5 separate regions of the Mus musculus genome follow, and all the other regions are linked to region 3. The links are chromatin loops, found by intact Hi-C in ENCODE. Cell type or tissue: heart. All regions are shown on one strand. Links, peaks and the distances in the headings refer to the core of each region. The heading gives the core; the rest is flanking DNA. Region 1 has its middle 21 kb from the start of Gm20611. Region 2 has its middle 17 kb from the start of Pcbd1. Region 3 overlaps Unc5b (unc-5 netrin receptor B). Region 4 has its middle 3.8 kb from the start of Unc5b. Region 5 has its middle 25 kb from the start of Mir466j.

Region 1 (4,788 bases), core at 215-4,214, 270 kb after region 3:
GAAGAGGAGGAGGAGGAAAAGAAGAAGAAGAGGAGGAGGAGGAGAAGGAGGGGAGGGGGAGGAGGAGAAGAAGAGGAGGAGGAGAAGGAGGAGGAGGGGAGGAGGGGGGAGGAGGAGGAGGAGGAGAAGAAGAAGAAGTATTCGGTACAGAGGGTCAGACATATCTCCTGTGCTCAGAGCAAGGGGTTCACACTGTTCCCCAGTTCCTGGATCCCTTAACCCAGCTCTGTATATCCACACAAGGAGTCCCAAGGCTGTCTGTGACTCCTGTCAAGGTACAAAAGTCCCTGCTCAGACTCACCTGGGACCTTTCTCTGAGATGTCCCTAAACTCCACCCAATACCCAACCTCCACCTACACAGCAGCCACTGTCAAAGGGACATCAGGGTCACTGCAACCACCTGTCACCAGTGAGGACAGACAGGGGACCCCTGCCATGTGGTCAGCACCGTAGGAACTCAGCAGGGATCACAGGCCTCCTTTGGGATGAAAGGATCTGTTAAGGCTAGAGGCCCTCCTCCACGCCCTCACTTCCCCCAGAGAGACAAGGCAGAACTTGAGGTCTGGTACTTAGGATCCACTTTGTTCCCCTTCCTGGAACCAGATGCAAGCTTCCCAAGTCTCCATCATCACCTCTCCAGGAAGCCTGCCCTCTCTCTCCATACCTGTGGTGTCCCTGGTCCCCATTAGAGATCAAACTCAAGGGTTCATTCCTTGCCAAGGGCCCAGGGGGACAAGGAAGGGGTGGATGAGACCTCTAGGCCTCAAAGGTAGCTGCCTTAGGGGAGATCCACAGTTGAAAGTGGGATCAGGGCTGCTACCATCAGAAAAGAACCTTGCTTCTCTAACTTCAGACAAAGAAACAAGAAAGGAAGGAAGATGAAGTCCCCGGTCACCTGTCTCTGCTCCCGAAGACACCTCATTTGTTTTGCTCTGGTCAGCCCAGAAGAGGGAAAGGCCAGACAAAGGTGACACATGAGTGTTAAAGAAAGGAAGACAATTCATAAAGCAGGGCATCTCTCTCTCTCATCCGCTCCTGCCCACGCCAGCCAGCCCAGCACCCTCAGCTCTACCAATCCTCCATGCAGCTGGACGCCCCACCCCGGGATGGCACCAGAGCACGGGCCCTCGGGTGGCTTCATGCTGCCCGTGGGCAGAGAAAACAAAGCGTCCACGAGGACATGTGTGACTTATGGCTTTAATCTCCCTGATAGAAGGCCTTTAAAGATTATTTCAGGGATGAAAAAAAATAATCCTGGGTAATGAATCAGGGCCTAAAGAAACTGATAAGCAGCAGGCACACCAGTGGGGGCCGAGCTCCTGATTTAATTAAAGTCTCTCGGATACTCCCTGAGACAAAATCCACGGAGGCCATCAAGGTGATAAAAAGACTCCGGGTCCCTTTAAACCAACTCACCTGCCTCATGAATCTTCTCTCGAGTAGAGCGGGGTGGACAAGGCTCCGTCGTCAAGGACCCAGGGAGGGAATCACTGCAAATGGCCTGGTTTGGGGCTTGTTAAGAGGACCTCCGGGGGGACAGAAGGTACTACACATTGCTCAGGAGCCAAGGTTGAGTCAGAACCTAAAGGATGCAGGGAAACTGGTCAGATCTGGAGCAGGATGCTGTGTGTCTGCAGACTGTTTACTGTCCCTCTCTGGGACTCAGTCTCCACACCTGGTGTCTGCCAGTGAGAAAAGAGAATGGGCCTTTAGGGAGCACCCCAGAGCTGGCCTTCCGGGTCTGAAATCACATGCTCTTTAGTTGGGAAGGAGACAGACAGTGTCTCTGTGCAGGTGAGTTCCTCTCTTCCAGGGTAGGCTGGGAAGGTAAACTACAGCCAGCTCTGCCACTGGGTTCTGCAAAGGCTTCAGAGAAGCCGGACGGGCTGGACCTGGAAAGATGGAATCAGGAGAGAGCAGTGGTTAGGGGTCTCTGTGTCCTCAGTTCTGGCTCATCCTCATGAAGGATGGACAGACAGACAAGCAGGGCAGGTGACCATGGGATGACCTTGTCAGCCCTCAAGCCTTGGCACGCCACTGGGTACAAGGGAGTGACAGTCACTCATACCACTGCAACAGGATGGCTAGATGAGTTTTAATTTCAGATTTACGAAGAACAATATGGAGTGTGTTTGTGTCCCAAATGCTGCGTTTATTTGCCACCTCTAGCAACGCTGTGCGTACGTCTCCTGTACTCTGCGCCTGGCAGAGAGCTACGTCAGAAAGAAGCCCCGTGTAGCCAGCAGTAGATGTCACCCCTTGGGAACATGGCCCTGGAGCCTCCAAGGAAGTAGTGGAAGGATAAAGAGAAGATTCCCTATCAAAACTGTAGGCTGGGATGGGCCAGTCCTAAACCCAGTCCCTGCTCTCCAAATCCTGTTCGGATCATAGGAGGGCTGGTGCCAGGGCAACCGAGCACTGGCTGCCACCTAGTGGTCATAATGGGAATGACAGGTTATGGCACCTAGACTTCACAGACGTGTTCTATTGGGTGGGTTCTTAATATTTTCACCCCGCTTAACCAAAAAAGAATCTAAAGTCCAAGGCGAACCCCAAAACAGGCCCATATGGAAGCCTAGTTTCCACTTCAGCTCTTCTCATTCATTTAATCACTGGGCCTAAGCGGTCATGTCTGTCAAATTATCCTCACCATCAACAGCTCCCTCCTGCCCACGAGTGAAATGGCCCTTCTCTCTGGTGGTCTGCAGAGCCTTCTCTGAGATAACCCAACCCGTACTCCTGCGACTCTTTATGCCTCCTTAAGACCCCAGCTTCCATCTTCCCTCCTCTCCTTGGTGTTCCAAGGCACCAGCCACTATTTCCTCCCTCATCCGCCCTTCGCCCTTGGCAGAGAAGCCCCTACTGCTCCACGCTGAGCAGGCTCTGTAGGTCTTTTCAAAGCTCATCTAATGCTAAAACTTTTCATTTTCATGCCTACCAACACCTCTAAGTCATAGCCCAAGGGCCCAGGAATACAGACTCAACTGTCCCACTCACCCTTGGAGCTTAACCGTAGCTTAAACCTCCAGCAGGCTCCTATCCCCTGAAACCCTCTCTCTCCAGTTGTTCAAGCCAAAAATCTTATGCTTAGAACCCCTGCCTCCAACACAAGACCCCACTCATCACCGCCACTAGCCCCTGGCCCCAGAGGGCATCATCATATTAATCGCGTGGGCGAGGACAAACAGAGGCTCCTGTGCTCCCCACTCTCATGTCTGGACCTATCTCCAGGTTTCCTGACAGCTCCGCTATTGTCATGGAACGTCCACAGGGCAAATGAAACTCCAGAAGATAGGGTATTTGTGTAAAGTGTGTGTGACAGAGAAACTATGGAAGACAGGGGAGAGCAACTGTATACCTTGTTTTTTTTTGTTTGTTTGTTTGTTTTTGGTTTTTTGAGAAGGGTCTCTCAGTGGCCAGGACCTTGACAAGTAGGCTAAGCTGCCCAGTCACACAGTCCCAGGGATCCACTTGTTTCTGCCTCCCCAGAGCTGGGGTTTACAGACATGCCTGGCTTTGCATCCATGGGTTCTGGGAATTGAAACTCCAAGCTTGTGCAGGTAGCACTTCCCCGGACGAGCTATTTCCCCAACCCCCATGAAGCAGAGAGTAAACAGTAGGTGTCACAGCGATGCTGCCATGTTGAGTTGATAATCTTACCTGGGAAACAGAGAGGGGGATGCAAGAGAAGACATGTCCTTGGAGAACATGGCCACGATCTAGTTCATCCCAAAAGCCACCAGGGCAGGAGAAGGAAGAGGAGAGCCCTGAATCCGGAAGGGAGCAGGAGACACTCTGGCTCCTTCTCCAGGAAGCAGGCTTAGCAATAGAACAAGGAAGACTCACCCAACCCGCAACCATTGTGTCTGCTTCAGGGGAACACTGAGAATGAGGGTGTCCCCAGGGCTCCCAAGTGAGGAAGAAATACCAGTCGGCCCATTCAGTGCGGAGGGTTCTGGGCCATGGCCACAGTGGCAGAGCTGGCAAGCTCAGAAGCAAGGGCTTCGTGAAGAACCTCAGCTGTCCTGCTGGTTCAGATGGGACCACTCTCGCTAGGGGTAAGCCTCAGGAGCTCGCGGGCAGCAGTTTCTAGGGGGGATCACAAAGGGACCCACAGCTCCCGGCAGAGAAACCAGGAAACACCCACCCCACCCCAAAAAAGCAGAGGGAGAGTCAGGTGCGCTCTGTTGGAGGATGGGGCCATGTTTGGTTGGCTTGTGTAGTATCCACCCTCAGGCAGCCTCAAGAGGAAGGTACCGAGGGGCACCAGAATGTGAGGGCCGAAAGATGGAAGATGGTGCCACCAACCAGGAAGATGGCTTCTTAATGATTCCATGATTAATTGTAGCCACAGGACGCACACACGCTTGGAAAGAGTCTTCCCAGGAGGCCCCACAGAACTCAGGAAGCCAGAGAGCAGAGGTCATGGTGGCTGGGGGGGTGGGAGGGAGGTGGCAGGGGATAGAGTAGGACAGAGAGAGGTGACAGCATACAGAACATTCTGGCATCTGAGCTGGGGACACCTGGAATTGGTCTCCACCTTCCCCTCCACTTAATTACCTTAGTTACCTCATCTGCTAACAGGGCACAGGGTCCTCCATCTCTCCAGAAGACAGGTGGTCACCTGCCAGGTCTGCCAGAGGGGATGTGGTGAGGCTGGCAAAGAGCCAGCCCCATAATGAAGCCATCACATCCTTCCAGGGGAGGAAGCAGAAAGGTCAGGCTCTCCTCCTGGAAGGCACCATGCATGATCCACCTGTATTCCACACATTGCTCTCCTTGCTGGC
Region 2 (4,788 bases), core at 433-4,432, 290 kb after region 3:
CTCTGCAAATGTAAGGGCCCAGCGTTCAGATCCCCAGACCCAGGTAAAAATCTGGGCACGGGTGTATGTGACTATGACTCAAGGGAACAAAGTAGAGAGTGATAAAGAAGGGTACCTGTTGCCCTCCTCTGACCTCTGAGAGTGTGCATGGATTGGTATACACACACATATACTCACATGCACATACACACTCATACACATACACACACATGAACAAAAACATACATATATACATGCACATGCATACAAATATACACACATACTCATACACATGTGCATATACATATATGCAAATATGCACATACACAAAATATACACACTCTCACACACATATGCACACACTCACACACATATACACACATGCATAAACACACGCATATATACATGTACATACATACACACATACATATACATATGCATATATACACATGCACAAACACACACATTTATACATACATACACACTAACACATACAGGCACATGCGCACGCTCACGCACGCGCACACACACACACACACACACACACACACAAAGCTTTCAGCCTTCTGGAGCCCTGCTTCCTGAATAATTGGTGCTACCTAGAGAGCCTCCTACCTTACACGTGCACGGGGTTTCCTTTCAGATCAAGGCCGAGTTAGTCTAAACTCAGACAAATAAAGGGACATGCTAAAGCTCACACATTCCTAAATATACAAATACAGCCTGCTCAGCTCGCATCTCATGTTTGCATATGTTGTCAGAGATGAGCATTTGGTACTGGATAACCAACTGCTGTGCTCTTCCCTGGGGAAGACAATTTCCCCTGCTCTCAGCATCCCTTGGTTGCTGTGGTCCTTCTTACGGGGTTGAGGCCCTGTGAGTTTTCCCCTTCTGTTTTAGTGTGTCTACTGATGTCAGTCTTGTTCAGGTCATGTTTAGGCAGCCAAGTTACAGAGACCTCATGTCTGTAACGTCTCTGACATTTCTGGCAGACACAATCTCACATCAAACTTCCTGTTTCTCTGCAATATTCCACACCCCTCATCCTGAATGATCCCCCAGTCTTACATTCAAGAACTGTGTTGTACCCAGGCAGTGGTGGTGCACACCTTTTATCCCAGTACACAGGAGGCAGAGGCAGGCGGATCTCTTGAATTAAAGGCTAGCCTGGTCTACAGATCAAGTTCTAGGACAGCCAGGGCTACACAGAGAAACCCTGTCTCAAAATGCACACATGTACACGTGTATACACACACACTAGAGTTGTGTTGCAAATGTACCACTGGGCCTGGGCACACAGACTCAGTCTACCTCCTCAGGCTGCTTTGCTGTGCCCCTCCCCTATGAGTGGCAATCTAGCGACCTTTATGGACAGCTCAAGAAACATGTCACATGTGCAGCTGACTTGTTAGTGTCTGGAAAACACTTTTTGCTTGAATTCTTCCTGGCCCTGGCTCTTAGAATGTTTTTGCCCAATCTTCCACTGTAATCCCTGAGTCTTGAGAGGAGGGGATATGGTATAGATGCCCCATGTATGGCTAGGCACTCCAGAATCCCTTAGTCCCTCGCACTGACCAGCTGTGCATCTCTGTGTTAACTGCCATTTACTGCAAAAAAAAAAGCTTCCTAGATGAGAGTTGAAGGATGCCCCAATCCATGGTATGATGTCGTAAGCAGTCGGTTAATACTATGTCATTTAACACAACGGTTTTCAACCTGTGGATTGGGACCCCTTTAGGGGTCAAATAAGCCTTTCATAGGAGTCACCTAAGACCATCAGAAATCACAGATATTGATATTATGATTCGAAACAGGAGCAAAATTGCAGTTATGAAGCAGCAACAAAAGTAATTCTATGGTTGGGGGTCAGCACAACGTGAGAAGTTCCTATTCACGGAACTAGGAGGGCCACAGCATTAGAAAGGTTGAAAACCATTGGTTTCACAGAATAACAGTGATAGTTCCTCCTCTGGGGCCTGTGACCTCTCTAGCCACAGATCCTTGGCCTTAATAATGGAGCCAGGTGTGGGTTCTGTCTTGTGGAGTGGGCTTTTTTAGAACTCAGAGAGGCTGTGACTACTTGCACAGGACCTGAGAGGCTGCCCATGCTCCGGTACACAATCCTACCACCAGGCATCTGCTAGCAGCACCGAACGGACTCGATGAGTTAAACACACACACACACACAGTTGGGAAGGAATAATGGATAGGTATGGGAGGGAATGGGGGTGGACTTGATCAAAACACATTAGATGCATGACAAGATTCTCAAACAAGGAAAAGAAAAGAAAGCCACACACACCAAATGGGAGTGGGAAAGAAATTGATGGTTAACAGTGTTAAATTTATAGAATCGCATTCCATTCTTACTAATAAAAGTATGTTTTTACCACTTGAGCAAAAGAAAGACACTCCCCTCCACACATCACCCCTGCTTGGAAACACTTCTTGGGGCTTCCTGCAGCTAGAGTCTTTGCCGATGTGGAGACCCCCACGTGCCTGGGGACATATCCTTCGAAGGATGGAAGCTCTTTGCGTAGCTCACCTAGATCTCAGCATAGGGCCTGAAGCTTAGAAAATGACCACTGAGCATTAAAAGCTCTCACCCAGCGCTCCACCTTGATTGCAGAGTTGAAGAGAACCCGGATCATTTCCTGAGGGCGCCCTGCCCCCTGTTGGTAGAAGGCAGCATTGCAGGGGCGCCTGGTGGCACAGCAGGGCTCATCATCCTCCTGATCCCTCCCACCCGCGCCCCAGCGCGGGGGTGGGAGGGGGGCGCTTAATATCAGTGATTCTGAAGCTTCCTAACGCTGAGACCCTTTAATACGGTTTCTCGTGTTGTGGTGACTCCCAACCATGAAAGTATGTCATAGTTCATCTTAACGACGATTTTGCTACTTATATGGATCATAATGTAAATATCTGATATGCCCCCAAGGCGCTCTCTCGTTCTTCTTTTCTTTCTTGTGTTTTGTTCCATGTGGTGAGTGTTGTTCTTGCTTGGATTTTGACCCAGGAACTCACTATGTAGCCTTGGCTGACCTGGGACTTGCTGCGCAGGCCAGGCTGGTCTGGAACTTGCATGAATACTCCTGCCTCTGCCTACAGGTCTGTTTCTCACAACGAGACCTGCGTTGTCCCATCTGGTAGCTGCGGCCACTTGTGCCCCTTCTCCTCTGGGCACCCCGGGGAGAGAGGCAGACCGCAGTAAGATGGGAGCCAGCAGTAAGGAGGAGGAAGCTGGAGGATGAAAACTTCAGAGTCATCCCCTGCTATCCAGTGAATCGGAGGCCAATCAGTACTGCAGGAGATCCGTCTCAAAGGAAAAAAAGGTAAAAGTAATTTCATGTTTCCTTTGCTCTTTTTGTTTGTTTTGGGGTTTTGTTTGTTTTTGTTTTTTTGTTTTTGGACACAAGGTTTCTCTGTATATTCCTGGCTGTCCTGGAACTCACTCTGTAGATCAGGCTGCCCTCGAACTCCGAAATCCCCCTGCCTCTGCCTCCCAAGTGCTGGGATTAAAGGCCTGCGCCACCACTGCCCGGCTTCCCTTTGCTCTTTTTAAATGAAACTACTGGAGAACTGGAATTCCTGTAGCGCTCACACTCTAGGCTCCTATCATACTCATACTGGGTGGCACTGTGGGAGGCAGAGTTTACCAGCCTCTGTCTGGAAGTACCCTGTTACCAGATGATGCTTAGCAGCATCTTTAGTTGGTACCCACTGAAAACTGTACCACCTCCATCCCTAGGATAGGACTATTGAAAATGTCTGCCAACACCAGCAGCAGTCCCCTTGAGGAAGCAAGAGCTGCCACCACCCCAAATGAAAACCACTGCCCTGGTTGCTCTGCTGATCACATCCCTGTGACAGACATTGGTGCTGGGAGAGGAGGGAAAGAGTACCAGGCTTGTGGCCTAGGAAAGGGACCAGAGGTGGCCAGTTCAGGGCTGACAGGCAGGCCCCAGGCCTGTAGTCCTCACCGCACTAGCTCCACGGAGATGTACAGAGTGTCTCCCAGGGAGCAGTCTCCATTGCTGGGGTCAGCTTTGGAGCGGCTTTGTGGGCAAGCTCATTATGGGCTTGCTTTAGGTGCCCTCTTTCAGGGCAAGCTGTTCACAGAACTGCCATTTCTGTGCAGGAGTGTCTGAAAAGGCACCAGAGGGGACAACAGAGGGCTGGGGGGGGGGGGGGGCGACAGCGACATCATATACAGTGAGAGCAAAGACAGCAGACAGAAGCTGGCTCCTGGGGAGCAGCAGCCCCTCCTTAGGTACTGTGGAAAGACCTGGGTTCTGATAGGTTATTTCTTCGCTGGTGAAATGAGCCCATTCAGGCCAGATTAGACTATGTTAAAGGCAGGTTTATTGAGAAAGCTGTTCTTGAGTTCACTGGCCCCAAGGGCTGAGGCCAGGAAAGTCACCAAGGGAGAGGGGGGAGAAAGCAAGAGGAGGGGAAGGAGAGAGAGAGAGAGACAGAGAAAGGGGAGAGACCAAATGAAGTCTGGATTATATAGGGAAGAACCTCTGGAGGAAGGGCAGCCCAGCCCCTAGCTGAAAAGTTCAGGGTTGGGGCAGGGTATGCCAGGTAGGGACTGAGGGATGCTGGGAGAACCTAGAGGCCAGGTCTGCTTTGATAGGTGAAATATGCACCTCAGTCCTTTGTCCCAGTCCTAAATCAAACAGGTTCCATCTTGAGAAGGAGGCAGTGCAGAGATGAGGAAGCCCTGGATACAGGTGACACTCCCAGATGCTTGGTGAATGCTGTGACACTCCAGTATCCCCCAGGGAGGAAAGCATTTGTGCCCAGAGT
Region 3 (4,788 bases), core at 546-4,545:
AGTGCGCACACTCTGTGCTGCAGGCAGACCACTTGCTCCACTCGGTCCACGCTCCATCCACTGCAGGAGCACAGCACAGACATGGACACGCAGTTACGCATTCAAGCGGGGACACGGAAACAAAAACATACATGCACGCACGTACGCACAGACCCACACACGGACCCATGCACGCACACGCCAATCATATTTGCACAGCCCACGGGCTGGGGGGCAGTTAGACACGCTCAGTAGCTGAGGGTAAAGATACTCAGGCACAAAGACAGACATAGAGAGACAGACAGACAGACAGACAGACCTGGGAGAGAAAAGTCACTTGGTCACACATACACAACCAAAGCGCAGGCAGATGAACCCAGAACCAGGGCCACATAAGTCAGGGAGGAGGCTGCTGAGAGGATGAGGGTCTGTGGCCAATGGGCATCTCAACAGATACATGCAGGGAGCTCTCTAGGACCCTGGCAGTTCCTGCAGCCAGGCTCAGCCCTGTCCAGCTGCAGCTCACTGCCTCTGATCCCAGCTCCCAAGCAGCCTGGGACAGAATCAGAAACTAGAAACCATAGAGTACCCTGAGGACCTGGGCTCTGCGCTCTTTGCCACTGGGAGAAGGTAGTGTCCCAACTCCATACATATCCCATAGGCAGAAGAGCCCGGGTGGGCTGGTGGCTCCTACCTGGGCACACGGTGGTGCAAGCTGTCTTCTGGAAGGCCTGTCCCTCACAGAAGGCGCCTCCATTGAGTGGGGCTGGATTGGTGCAGGTCCGAGTACGCTTCTGCCAGCCTCGGCCACAGCGATTGGAACAGGGTGACCACTCTGCCCAGCTGGACCAGCCTCCATTCACTGTAGGGATGGCCCATCAAATGATTAACATGGCTCTGGCTGCCTCCAGGTTATCTTCAGCCCATCACCCACCTTTAGTAACCCAGCCACTCTGGTTGGAGCCATTCATCTGTGGGACTGGGCACTGAGAGGACACTGTTGGCCCCTGAGAGGGCCTAGGAAGTCACTGTCTCATCCCTGCCTGATGTACAGTGACGCAGTAAACTTGATAGAGGGGTAACACCTAATGAGGGTCTACCCAGTGTGTGATGGGGTTCTTGGTAGAGGGGTAACACCTAACCAGGGTCACCCAGAGTGTGGCTGGGTACCTGGGATTTGGCCTCCTGGAGGTGGGGGTGGGGCAGAGTGGAGGGGATATATTGCTTCAGGCCCCCCTACAGTACCGAGAGCTCCCACCAGAGGGCACCCGGGATAATCACAGCCCATGCCCACAAACACCCATCCACACCATAGACGATGACTGTGGCCGTGGTGCTCCGGCGCTTGGCCACGATATTCTTGGCCACACAGGTGTAGTTGGCCGTGTCTGAGAGGCGCGCCTGGCGGATGATGAGGTTGTGGTCAATGGTGAGCAGGAAGTTAGTGTCCTGAGCGGGGTCAATGACATCTTCATTCTTGAGCCATTCCACCTGTGGAGCAGGGCAGGGAGGACTCATTGTCTGCCAACTGTAAGATGGAACCTGAACAGCACCCATCCCACAGGGCTCGGATGAATGTGAGCAAGCATAGGCTGCTAGTGTCTGGTCCTCCCTACGTCCCTAAAAGCAGCAGGACCCTGGGTCCTGTCCTTAGCTCCGCTCCACACCAGCGTTCATAACCTAGGTGGTTACCCCATCCCTCTCATCTCTAAACGGTGGCCGTGCCCACACTGCAGGGCTGCTGAGGAGATCAAAGCCCAGCAGGTGGCAACTGCCAATCAGGTGCCCACCTTACTCACTGCCTAGGAGGGCACAAGCAGAAATGACCAGGTGACCAGGTTTTGGGGGCTCGACAGCTGAGACATGAATGAAGCTTGTCCTTTTCCGTGCCCCCCCCCCCCAACGCCTAGACCAGCGTAGGATGTGGGAGGGGAAAGAAAGGAAGACGGTCTCTAGCTGATGGAGTGAATAAACGCCTGGACACACCCATGGAAATCCAGTGGTATCTACAAGTGTGGTTATTGGGTGTATGTCAGGTAGGGGTGTCAGAGACCAAGACCCTTCCTGTGAGGCTCTACCTATGGAGAGATGGTGGGGTCTGGTGTGAATGGGCTTCAGAAGGACAGGCAGGACCACAGGAAGTCTGGAGCTGCTGGTAAATACCCTACCTGGCTGGCCACGCCCCCCTCCTCACCTCAGCCACAGGCACTCCCTCCGGTGGGCGGCACTGCAGAAGGACCTCATGATCCAAGGGTACCTCCTTGGCCAGAGGCTCCTGGTCAAAGTTCTTGCGCAAGTCTGAGAAGAGTTCCAAGAACATCAAGGGATTGAGCATGTGAGCATGAAATGCCCACCGTGGCCACTAGGGGGCAGGGCATGCCTATGGAACTGTTTACAGGAGCCCTTCACCTGCGGAAACAGGGTCCCCCTCCCTGACTCTGGGACCTCGCCTGGAATCCTCCAGCTTCCCTTCCCAGGTGGCAAGGGCTGCTGGAAACCCCGGAGCCTGAGGAGGCCTGGCCTCTGGGTCTAGGAGCCCATGTCGTCTGGCATACAGTGGGAGGGTATTTCTCTTTCTGATCTCTATGGGGAAGTGGGGTGGGATACTCAAGGAGGCGTACAGGCAATGCGGATGTAGGCTCGGCGACTCTTGGTAGTTCCCGAAGAGCTCCAGGCCACGCACTGGCACCAGTAGTCCTCGAGCCCGAAGAGTTCCTCCACTTGCTGCCGTGACACCTCGATCTGCACCTCTCGCACCCGCAAGCCTGGCCGGGAGAGAACGGGTCTTCAGCGGGAAAGAAACTGCCTCCCTTCTACCCCAGTCTCTGGCGCGCTCCAGCAGAATCCCACTGGCTTCCATCTGGGTCTATCTACGGCCGTTCCCCGGGGCAATGTAACTGTCTTCTAGGCCCTCAGACCCATTCACCACCCAGCTAGCCTCAGCAGAAAGACCCAGGTCCTCCACACAGCCTCCAGACCTCCTCAAGTAGCCACGGGCCGGGCCACTGCACACGGTCTCCTGTCTGGACCTCTTCTGCGCCCTCAATGCCCTGGGCGCTTCCAGTTACCAGCAGGTTCGCTACCTGCTCATCCAGGCAGGAGCTGCAAGTACGCCTGTCCATCTCACCGCTGTCCTCCCACGCATGGGCTGAGGGACCACTGTCACTATACATAGCTAATGGGGACGACAGCCCCAGATCCCAGGGCTAGCAGGTACAATATGCCCCTGATAGGAGCAAGAGCCACGCTTGTCACCGTTACTAGGAACCATGGGACTGTTTACTGCCAGCACAGGTCATCATCTGAGGCCCACAGCAGGCAAACTGTCTCTTGCTTGGACTAGAACTCATGGCTGGTGGTGACTGGGAGAAGGAACTCACAGGCCAAAGAAGGACTAGTTGTAAGAAGTGTTTATCCATAAAGAATACAGAAGTGTTTGGCAGGGAGGGCCCAGAGGGTACTAGTCCTCTGCCTGGTGGGCACTGTGCTCATGGTATCTTATGGCCTCCCCACTGGGACCTCCTGCTAATAGAGAGAAAGAAGGCCACAGGGCCCAGAGAGGTTGTATGACTGCCCCACAGTCACACAGCCAGTGTGATAAGGCCTGGATGGTGGGTTAGACTGTTCTCTTCTGGTTTTGTTAAGAGAAAGTCTTTTCTGTGTGGCCTGGGGTTGACAGGCCAGTATCATTCACACTGACTGTTCAGTCGGGCTTGCTTTGTTTTGCTTCGAATCCTTTTACCTATCAGATTTTAGATGAGAATGGAATTTTAAGACTTTTTATTTCAGAACCCCCAGCACCAAGCTCACACCTGCAGCTGAACCTCCTCAGGAGCACGGCTTACCCAGTGGTGGTTAAGGTTAGGCGCTGTCTGGGGTGTGGCTTTCCAATCTGGGTGGGCCTGAGATCAGGGCTTTTCAAGGCAAAGCAGAAATTGAAGGAGAGAAAAGGGGGTCTGGAGGTGGGGGCCAGAAGAAAGCAGGAGAGACTCAAACACAAACGGAGAGGAGAGCAACGGATGTGACCAAGGGAGGGAAACAGGAAAGAGAAGAAAGAGCAGGTGAGGGCAGTCAGAGCCAGGCCGGAGCAAAGCTCCCTCGGCTCCGGCTGCTGGGCTCAGTACAGCGGACATCTGTACATGCCTCTCGCTATCCCCCTGTTCTGGGAAAGGCCTTTTACCCAGGACTCCCACACCCTGCTTAGGGTGGGACCTTCCCTAAGCCAGAGCCACTCGCCCTTGCCATCCCCTGGGAGAGGTTGAGAGCTGGCTGAGCCTCCACCTGGCAGCACCGTGAGCCACACCTCAGGAGGAAGGGCCCCGTGCCTCTTCCCAGCCTAAGATCCAGTCACGGTCCTTCCCTCCTTTAGTCTGGACAGCATTCTAGTACACATTGTTTAATCATTCATGTGATATTTATAGGACAGGGCGCCCACAGCCTGCAATCCAAAATTCTCACCAAATCGAATCTTACTAGTCACTTATTAATTTATTTACTTATTTGTTTGTCTTTTGAGACTGGCTCTCTGATCTTGAGTTTTTGAGACAAAGTTGTACTCGAACTCAGAGATCCACTTCCCTCTTCCTTCTGCATGCTGGGACTAAAGGTGTGTGCTACCACTGGCTGATGAAATCGTATTATTTAAAATATTTTTACATTTAGTGTGTGTGAACTCATGCACATGTGTATGTGTGTGAGTGTGTGTGTGTTCTTGCGTGAGTCACGGCATATCTGGAAGTCAGAGGACAGTTTTCTGGAGTCAGTTCTACTTTGTGCGGCCAGAGACTAAACTCAGGTTGTAAACAGGTA
Region 4 (4,788 bases), core at 294-4,293, 55 kb after region 3:
GTGGGCAAAGGTAAACGGGCTATTTTTATCCTGGCCTGGAACAGCATGAGCAACAGCAGTGGCTGAGCACACCCAGCCTGTTCCACCCATTCCAGACCGCAAGCACGCAGCGATACACGCCCCTCGGACAGTTACACATACCTGCAAAGGAACACACAAGTAAATACACAACAGAGACGCACAGGTGCAAGATGACCTTTCCTGAAACACCCTGTGTACAAACAGACATCCACCTAGAAAAACACCCATAGACCAAAGCCTGTGAGATTAAAAACCCCAAACATAGCTCCAGGCGCACACACAGAGACATCTGACTGGAAAGGCAAACAGGTATTTGGATATTTAAAGACTGGCAGGAAACACCCGCCTGGGATGCCTGGGTACCAACACTCACATCCCATGTTCAGACCGGAGACCCGGTCGATGAGGTCAAGGGTGCTGTGCCTGAGAGCTCAGTGGATGCCTCAGGTTCACACTCCCCCACTGGGATAGAAAGTGTTTTTCTTTAGACATTGCTTAATTCCTTCTGGGGTGAAAGGGGTGCAAGAATATTAAGTATTTCCCTTCTTCCTACCTAGCCCCTACCCACCCTTCAGTCTGGAAGTTCTATTTTAAAAAAGCAAAGGCGACTTTATTCTAATTAACTCACAAATAAAAGCATCACACAGCTAGCTCACGGCAGCCACTCTAACCCTTGCGCCATTGCTTCTGGGCTCTATCTGTCTCTGTGAACATCTCTGTATTTAGAATGTCCAGTCTGAGGCCGTGGGGCCTCCTTGGGGCTCTGAACTTTTACTGTCAAGTACAGTTTTTATTCAGTTACACACACACACACACACACACACACACACACACACACACACTATAACAGAGTGGAAACTAGATTTAAAAAAAAAAAAAAACAGATTCATGGGCTAGAGAGATGGCTCAGTGGTTAAGAATACTGTCTCCTTTCCCAGAGGTCTTGGGTTCAATTCCCAGCAACCAAATGGTGGCTCACAACCATCTATCCTGGGGTCTGGTGCTCTCTTCTGGTACTCAGGTGTATATGCAGATAGAGCACTCTATACATAAAATAAAAGAAATATTTTTTCTTTTTTTTTTCTCCCTGCCCCTAAATAAATCTTTTTAAAAGGATTCATATTCTTTCATGACTGTTTGTCCTTTTGTCTCTTCTGCCTTTCTCCATTAGCCAATTTCTCCCCTCTTAACATCTGCTCATGGAGGTCTGTCTCTTTGGAACTAGCGTCAGCCCTTTGAAGGAATCTCCGTTATCTCCTCTGGCCCTACGTATGTTAAATCTCAGGGAGATTTTTCAGCCACCTGCAGCAAGCCCCAGCGCCCCACTAACCCCGGTAGTTCAGGGAACCTCATCTTTGGTCCTCAACTGAGAATGACCACGTCCCTCCCATGTATAAGGCCCCACAGCCCTAGCAGTAACACAGTGGAGACGTTGTACAAAACTTTCCAGAAGCATCGTCATACCCTGTGCCTTGGCACTCAGTCAGGGCAGGGGGAGGGGGCGCTACTTCTAGTTAAGAACAAGGATTGCCAAGGCTGGCCTCCGTTTTTTCCTATTTATCATGGCATGTCAATACAATTTCCTGCACACAGTCAGATGCATTAGGAGGCGAGAGAAAAAGAGAGGCTGTTGATCCAACGCCTACAATGGCCCTGAGAAGGAGTCTCAACGCTCTACCTGCATGTCTTGGAGGTTTTGCGGCGATGTCCTGGGATGTACCAGGAGAGGGGAGTGTTTAAGGCTGGAGGCAGGAAGCCTTTGTTGGGGCACAACTGCTTTGATAGCTTGGGCCAGTCTTCACCCTTAATGGTGGCTGCAGATGCTTCGGGGACCGGACCACTCTTAACATGATAGCGTGTAGGACTGGAAGGTGGACCCCAGAGGATGGATGCAGGCCCCAGGTCCCCGCCCAAACCACTGCTCCCATCCCGACTCCCTGCTGTTCTTACCTGCTTGCTGAGAGATCTTACTTAACCTTTCCGGGCTTCAGTCCCCTCCGTTGCAAAAAGGAAATAATCACCACTTCTCAGGACTAAAAGGAATATGCATACTCACTCTGAGCTAGCTGAGTAACAGCTCCCTATTTCGTAACAATTATAATTTGAAAGCAGCCTTTGGGGCTCCCTGAAACAGTGGCTAGCAGCCTGGACAGGGCATCTCCAGCACTGGCCATGCTCGCGGATGCCACTAGGCGGCGCACTGCAGCCTCAGCTTCCTTGGCGCCGCAGCAAGCAGAGTAGGCTAACTGACTGTCTCTGTCCACTCTTCTCCCAAGAGATATTTCTCTCCCCTGGGTGATAAAAGTCGGGGGTATGCGGGATTGTGAGTGGGAATAGTTCAGAATAATGTTCACGAGGCTTCTCCTGATTAGTCCGGGACAGAAGAACCCTAAGTCAGTTGTAAGCTGCAGAAAAGGAAGTGTCTATGGTTGAAGTCCTTCAATTTGCCATAATATTAGCATATTCAATGCTGATCCTGGCCTAAATCCTTCACATGCTAGCCACACACATGGTGCTGTGGGGGACCCCATTCACAGATGAAGGCAATGAGACCTAGATAGTAAGTTGAGGGCAATGGAGAGTCCCACCCTGACAGAGTAGATCACAAGCTGGAACTTACCTTTTAAAAAATTGAGATGAGGGGCCAGAGAGATGGCTCAGGCAGTAAAGTGCTTGCTGCAAACCCAGGAAGACCTGAGTTCAGATCCAGAACACCCAGTAAAAACCAGGGTGCGGTGTGTCCTGTCAACCGCAAGCTGTGGAGGTCTAGGTCCAGTGAGAATCTCTCTCTAGAAACATAAGGTAGAAAGTGATTCAGGAAGACATGATCCCCTAGGCTCCACGTGGGTGTACACACACACACACATGTGCACACACAGGAACTCGGATAACATACACAATACGTAGAGAAATAAAGATAGCTGGTGAAGTGGCTCAGTGCCGGGCTTGAAGACCTGAGTTCACTCCTAGAATCCCACCAGGGTGGGAAGAGAACACTGATTCCCAAAAGTTGCCCTGAGCCATACATACACTGTCTCTAATTTTTTTTTTTATTTTGAGAGTGGGTTTCTTGTAGCCCAGGTTAGACATGAATTTCTAATCCTCCTGACTTAACCACCTAATTCCTGGGATTACAGGCCAGGGCCATCACACTTGGCTTCAAAATTCTTTTATTGACAAATTTATGAAAGTAAACTTTATTTTAGTGATGAGTTTGGTTTGCAGAAAAATTTAGAGCACGATACAGAAAGTTTCCCCATGTCCCCCTAGGAAGTCCCCTTTGTTATGTCTAACACACATATGGAATGTTTACTTCATGTGGTGAGCCCATGATGGTACATTATGAAGAAGCAGAGTTCAACCAAGTTACCTTGGCATGTGCCTTGTAGCCTCATTCTGGGATGAGGTCTCAGCCAGGACCTGTCTCATGGCGACTCCCTAGGGTCCTGTTGGCTGTGCCAGTTTCTCAGCACTCCACCCTCATTTCCAATGACCCTGGCAGCTGAGGATGATCGGCTAAGTATTTTTGGAAGATGTCTCCCATCTGGTATTTGCCCATCATAATTGTCTCCAACAGGGGGTTCTGATATTCCCTAGCTATAGCACTTCAGCTTGTACAGTGGGCTCTGATTATGGGCAAGCATGCCTTTGACATGTCCCAGTGAGTTCACCGCCCTAAAGTTGGGATGCTGGGGTGGGGGTGGGGGAGGCAGATAATACCCAGGGGCCAAATAGGAGAAGGGAAAAGGAGGGCTTCCAGGCACTAAGTCACAGGGACAAAGGCCCTGAGGAGAGGTGGCAGGTGTGTGTGTGTGTGTGTGTGTGTGTGTGTGTGTGTGTGTGTGTGTGAGCTGCACGATCACATACTAGGGAAGGAAGAGACCAGAAGGGGTGGTTCCAGCCAGTTAGTCCTGTGTGCCAGAGCTGAGGTCTAATACTAGGGAGATGGCAGGGACTCAGGGTTGCTCACTGACTGCAGAAGGCCGGGAACATCGTTGGGATTGTATGTCACAGTAATCTGAGGTGGGGTGGGCAGTGAGGGTGGTGGCCACCGAGTGGTCCTACAAAAAGAGAACCTTGTCCCAGGGCTACAGAGAGTCGACTTGGGGGATACCTAGAGGGAGGAAGACATGTCTGGAATAAGGAACCAGTAGGAGAAGCTGTGAGGTGGTGAAGGAGGTAGTGGAGAGCTGGGGTTTAGATGCTGTGAGTTCCGTGGACTCCCCAGTCTCTCTCCGTGGTCATCCCAGTCTCCGTGGACTCCCCAGCACACAATGGTGAGCACAGCACAAACTGGTATGCTCAGGAGTGGTTATTGTTTCAAAGATAAGGACAGTGGCTGATGACCACATGGATAGTTTCAGCCCTTACAGCCAGGAGTGCCAGATGAATTAGCTGTCAATCACTGTGATAAGCCAGAAGAAGCATGGTCATTTCCTGTGTGATTTGCGGGGCTGTGGAAACTCCCGTGTCCTTACGTTTTTAGGACAGGCTTTCTCGCTGGTCACCTAGGATGTTCTTGGAGGTGGATGTTAGATGTGAGCAAGTTAAACTGGAAACCAGGGAGCTGAAAGGCAGCTCAGGGGCTCAAGTGCTTGAAGGGAGAGCATGAGAACCTGAAGTTGCATCCCCAGAACCCATGTATAGGCAACTGTGCAGCCTACATTTGGAACCTCAGCATTCCGGTGGCAAGATAGAGGCGGGGTCAGGAGAATCCCTGACAGCTCTAGGGCCAGCTAGCCCCGTGTGTGCATGTAACAGTACATT
Region 5 (4,788 bases), core at 577-4,576, 210 kb after region 3:
GAGACTGACTCAAAGCTCCAAAACCTCTCCACCCAGCTCGCTAAGTTCTCACTGGCAGGTGGCTGCCATGCCAGCCCCATGCTTCAAATCCCCCATGGCCTTTGTGGCACACATCAGGCAAACCCACGCTTTGCCACTGTACCTTTCTCTCTGGGTTCCAGAGGAGCCTCTCCGTGAAGGAAAACGCAACACAAACTTAGTTTGTGAACAATGGTAACTCAATCTCTGGGCGCAACAACTAAAATCCTAACTTGTAAGCCTTATTAAATCTAGGTCCTCCAGCGGCGAATCCCACCAACAGAGAGACACAGAGACAGAGAGACACAGACAGACAGACACACACACAGACACAAAAGCATGCATACATAGGAACACACAAAGAGGGGTGTGTGAGTCCCCCAAACAGTGTCATAAATTAAACCACAGTAAGATTGCACCAGAATGGCCCCATGAGAAAAGCTGGCAGTACCACATGCTGACCAAGAAGATATGGGTTCCCAGGTGTCTCACACTCTGCTGCTGTGTCACAGTCTGCCCTACTTCTGCCAGAGCCATGTTTTCCCTCCATGATAGACTCTGTCCTCTGAAACCATGAGCTGGAACCCCCTGCCCCCAAATTGCTTCTGCCAGATATTTTGTTATACTTCTGAGAAAAGCATATACCCATGATGCTCCCCGTGACCACGGTCAAGGGCCAGGCTGCTGCCCGTGGCTCGCCTAGATGCCCTGCAGCTGAAAGTCAGCTCAGGGTCACCAAAACCCCACAGCATTTCGGGCATTGGAAAATGTGTCCTCTGGGCTGGGATTATTGTGTAAATTAAAAGGCCCTCTTTCCTAGAAGACACAGACCCTTGTCACACAGGATTAGATTCCAGCTCTCCTGTGCCCCATAGTCTGGACCTTTGTGCCCAACTGCACCCAGGGATCACTGGGCCCTTTTCTTTTTATTATGTGTATGCATGTGGTGGGGGTATGCACATGAGCGCAGGTGCTGCAGAGGCCAGGAGAGGTCATCGGATGTAGCTGGAGATGCAGGCAGTTGTGAGCTTCCTGAACCCAGATCCTCTGTAAGAACAGTACGTGTTCTTAACTACTGAGCTATCTCCCAGCCCCCCTAACCTCGCTGTCTTTGAGCAAGTCCCTTGCTTCTCTGTGTGCTTCAGTTTCTCCCTTGTAGAGTAGGAATCAATAGTTGTAAAGACTCAGTGATATAACAGAAAGAAACTTGCCTTGAGAACTATGATAGGCTTGGGGTACATGCCGTTCCCCTCCTAGCCTGGCAGACAGATAGAAGGTGGATGAATGGTTGGGGCATATGAAGGTTCCTCATCCACTGGATTTGGAAGCTCCTGGGAGGCTGGTGAGGAACACCTCTGAGTGTGTCCGTGAGGGGGTTTCCAGAGAGAATTAACTGAGGGAGGAGACGTACCATGAACGTGGCTTGTACCGTCTCAAAGCCTGGCATCCTGACCTGAATAAAAGCTGAGTATAGTCATCTTTTCCTTCTGCTTCCGAGCCATGGGAGGTGGACTGCTTGGCTCTACCATACAGTTTCCCCCCCGTCATGGAACAAAATTTCCAAAACTGTTAACCAAGATAAATTTTTCTTTCCTTGTTCCTATCAGGTAGAACTAACTAATACAGGGAGTGAGTGTCTAATAGGTAGAAATGGAGAATAGGTGATTGGATGGATGGTCAGATAGGTAGGAAATTAGATGGATGCATGGATGGATGAATGGTTCACGGATGCATGGATGGATAGATGCATGGATGCATGGATGGAAGCAAGGATGAATGGATGGATGCATGCATGGGTGGATGAATGGATGCATGGATGGATAGATGCATGGATGCATGGATGGAAGCAAGGATGAATTGATGGATGCATGGATGGATGCATGCATGGGTGGATGAATGGATGCATGGATGGATAGATTGATGGATGGGTGGATAGATGGGTGGATGGACAATAAGATGATCTCTCAACTCCAGCTCTTAGTTCTTTGTTCTCCCTGGAGCAATGAGAGGCAAGAGACTTGGAAGCTACAGTCAGTGTCTTCTGATCTCTCTTTTGTCCCCCAGGTATCCCCAACTCAGTCAGTCTCAAGATCCTGACCATTTGAGTTCGAATGTCTCTGAAAAACTTCTCCAGTATGTTTGGAAAGGGCCATGGCAGGAAGGTGAAGGGAGTTCACATCTTAGGCCAGTCCCTCCCCCAGCCCATGAGGTCCTGCTCTCCATGGGATGGAGGAGCAGAGCCCCCTCCTGGGCCCTGATCTGTAACGAGATAACTGATTGTTCTTTCCTCTTATTCTCCTTCTCCATAAAGGGCTAGACAGAGACGAGGCAATTAAAAGGCGTTCCCAGCCGCCCAGAGAGATTCAATGAATATTAACCGGCTTCCAGCTGCCGTCTGGCAAAGGCCTTGGAGCAGACAGCTCCAGAAAGGTTTCTGGGCCCTTGGGATGACTCAATTTTCAAGAGAACAATAGGGGAGTTTGCTCTGCCTGGTGACCATTGAGCGTCTCCTGCAGGAAGAAATGAGGTCCTGCAGCTGCCCGGATGTAAAGCTTGAAGAGACTGGGCTGGGATGCAGAACAGGGACTCTGAAGTCACACACGTGGTATCTGTCACGTATGCAAGCATCTGAACAGACAAGGTAGTTGGCTAGGTGTAGAGGGATTTGTGGGAACCAGGGGAAGGCTGGAACCAATATGGGCAGGGTCACCAGACTTTGTGGGCTTTTTTCAGAGAACAGGAGTGACGGTGAAGAAGAGAGGTGTATGTGTCTCATGCACACACCTTACTTAACCTGTCGTGTCCTGCTGGTCCTCTGGTCCAGAGTAGACAATGGAGATGCACAGGGAGTTGGTTGGCACCTGACTTCAGCCACATCCTGCATCTGGTTCTTAGCATGGTAGTTCAGAAAAGAGCAGAGGCTAGCCCAAAGCCCCGCAGCTACGGAGTACATGAGTGTCAGCTCTCTGTCTCGCTTCTACCTGTATAACAATCATCTTTGGAGCACAGCATATATAGCCCCCACTCCAAAGAGCCTCTTAACCCAAATCTAGATGACACTCCCTTCACAGATACTGGCAGGCCACATTCTATGGACTCGGGAGGAATTCTGTCATTTCTCATTTAGTTCTTTTGGAATCCTCAGTGACTCACATGGTGCCCATGTATCATGAATGGGATGGGGATGTTCAGACAACAAAATAAGTCTACACAAACCTATTCCAGCCTTTTGCTCTTGAAGCTGGGGGTGGGAGTCAAAAGTGTCAACAGACACGCTGTGGATATTCATTCTACAATAGACGAGACAAGCCCTAACCAGAGCTATGGCCTGCCCATCCCACTAGGTTGCTGGTATTCACGGATGGACATGCAATGAGGCCTGGCAAGGGAGCCACCCCCCCCCCCCAGCTGTGAGTTGGCCAGGCAATGCGAACAATCTCCTAGGTAAAGGGGCTCTTCAGTGAGTAACAGGCTGAGGCTTCAGCTCTGTACCTTTTCTCTGTCCTGGTTCAGAACTATCTAGGAAACTCTGGCCTCAACACTCAGCCCAGCCCCGGCCTGGACCTAATCTGCCAGATCTTTCCAGAAGCCTCTGTCTTGGAGGTAGGCAGACTTGGGTACCAAACCTTGTTCAGAGTAGCCCTGAACAAGTTATTAAAGCTCTTGAGGCTCTGTGTAAAGAACTGGAACTCAGGGATGTCACCCGCCTGGGAGCTCAGGTATGAACAGTATATTCAGTAAGTACATTAGCTAAGGTTCTATAGAGAAACAGAACTGATAACATGAATATCTATCTACATAGCTGTCTGTCTATTGGTCACACACACATACGAAAAGGGCATTTATCAACTGGCTTAGAGGCTGAGGAATGGCTAGTTCAACAATAGCTGTCACCCAACCCAAAGACCAAGATCTGGTGCTGTTCAGTCCGCAAGGCTGGATGTATCCGTTGGAATCCTGAAGACGTGGGTTATAATACCAGTGAAGGAATGCCTCAGCAATGGGATAGATGAACTTGTCAGCAAGGATGAGAGCAAGCAAGCAAAAACATCCTTCTTCTGTTTCAAGGTAATCCCGCCAGAGGCCACCACGTGGACAGTCTTAAAGCCAAGAAGAAAATCAATATTGCCAGCCTGCAGTCGCACAGGGAACTTAGTCAAATCACACAGGCCCGAGCTTTACAGATCTTTGTCTTTTGTGCACAAAAACCACATCCTGGTTGTCACACTTCAGTCTGCAAGAAGCAAAACTACAGAAGTCAAAAAGCAAGGTTAATCCATCTAGGAACTTGTCTGGATCCCAGAACTATGGGCTAGAACTTTGTTCCTGTTTTGGCAGGTGTTGTGACCTGCATGCTGGGTTTTAAGGTCAGAATGGTGCCTCTAACGAACGTGGTGTCAGTCATGCTAAGGTCTGGGGACCTGTTAGACTTCCATGTCCTTTTATGTAGGCTGCTACCAGAAAATATGGCCCAGATTTAGGGTGGGTCATCCCATCTCAAATGACACAATCAATGAATGTATGCCCAGCTGTTTGGGTTTTAGCTGATTCCAGCTGTAAAGTTGACAACCAAAATTAGCCATCATGGTAGGCATCAAGTAGGGCCAAGATTGAGATGGCAAATGGGTGTACCACTGCCAGAGTGATGCTCCACAGCAAGCTCACCCCTGCCCCAGGGTGTGGCTGATGAAGCTCCGCCCACCCCATTGGGGTACTCAAGGTGCACAGGCAGTTGTTAGAAAGAAGTCTTATCCTTCCTGCCTGCTCATG

Evidence for each region. Hi-C counts contacts between places; a loop is a spot of excess contacts. Peaks named below come from ENCODE experiments on the same cell type or tissue, not always from the same donor. Only the 100,000 strongest peaks of a DNase experiment are listed, where the experiment ranks them.
Region 1: it touches region 3 in a loop (6-fold over the local background); 33 of 42 quality-filtered maps call a loop at or near these places.
Region 2: it touches region 3 in a loop (7-fold over the local background); 25 of 42 quality-filtered maps call a loop at or near these places.
Region 4: a loop joins it to region 3, with 4 times the contacts of the local background. A loop is called at or near these places in 17 of 42 quality-filtered maps.
Region 5: a loop joins it to region 3, with 5 times the contacts of the local background. A loop is called at or near these places in 8 of 42 quality-filtered maps.

Annotation. Positions count from the first base shown.
Region 1 is chr10:61,050,008-61,054,795 of GRCm38, forward strand. No RefSeq gene overlaps it. Among named protein-coding and RNA genes, the nearest start is that of Gm20611, 21 kb to the left of the region's middle. In heart, for the core only: a CTCF peak has its summit at 2,439 (motif pointing left); a DNase peak (open chromatin) is centred at 2,428; H3K27ac peaks cover 476 bases; H3K27me3 peaks cover 893 bases.
Region 2 is chr10:61,069,893-61,074,680 of GRCm38, forward strand. No RefSeq gene overlaps it. Among named protein-coding and RNA genes, the nearest start is that of Pcbd1, 17 kb to the right of the region's middle. In heart, for the core only: CTCF peaks have their summits at 2,656 (motif pointing left) and 2,859; no DNase peak of the experiment used is centred there.
Region 3 is chr10:60,777,495-60,782,282 of GRCm38, forward strand. Unc5b (unc-5 netrin receptor B) reads right to left here. Exons shown (of 17, transcript NM_029770.3): 3 at 2,601-2,744; 4 at 2,174-2,277; 5 at 1,290-1,470; 6 at 674-841; 7 at 1-60. Among named protein-coding and RNA genes, the nearest start is that of Slc29a3, 27 kb to the left of the region's middle. In heart, for the core only: CTCF peaks have their summits at 1,242 (motif pointing right), 2,344 (motif pointing right) and 2,543; DNase peaks (open chromatin) are centred at 1,284 and 2,337; H3K27ac peaks cover 1,478 bases.
Region 4 is chr10:60,832,948-60,837,735 of GRCm38, forward strand. No RefSeq gene overlaps it. Among named protein-coding and RNA genes, the nearest start is that of Unc5b, 3.8 kb to the left of the region's middle. In heart, for the core only: no CTCF peak of the experiment used is centred there; a DNase peak (open chromatin) is centred at 2,214.
Region 5 is chr10:60,982,900-60,987,687 of GRCm38, forward strand. No RefSeq gene overlaps it. Among named protein-coding and RNA genes, the nearest start is that of Mir466j, 25 kb to the left of the region's middle. In heart, for the core only: a CTCF peak has its summit at 2,535; no DNase peak of the experiment used is centred there; H3K27me3 peaks cover 324 bases.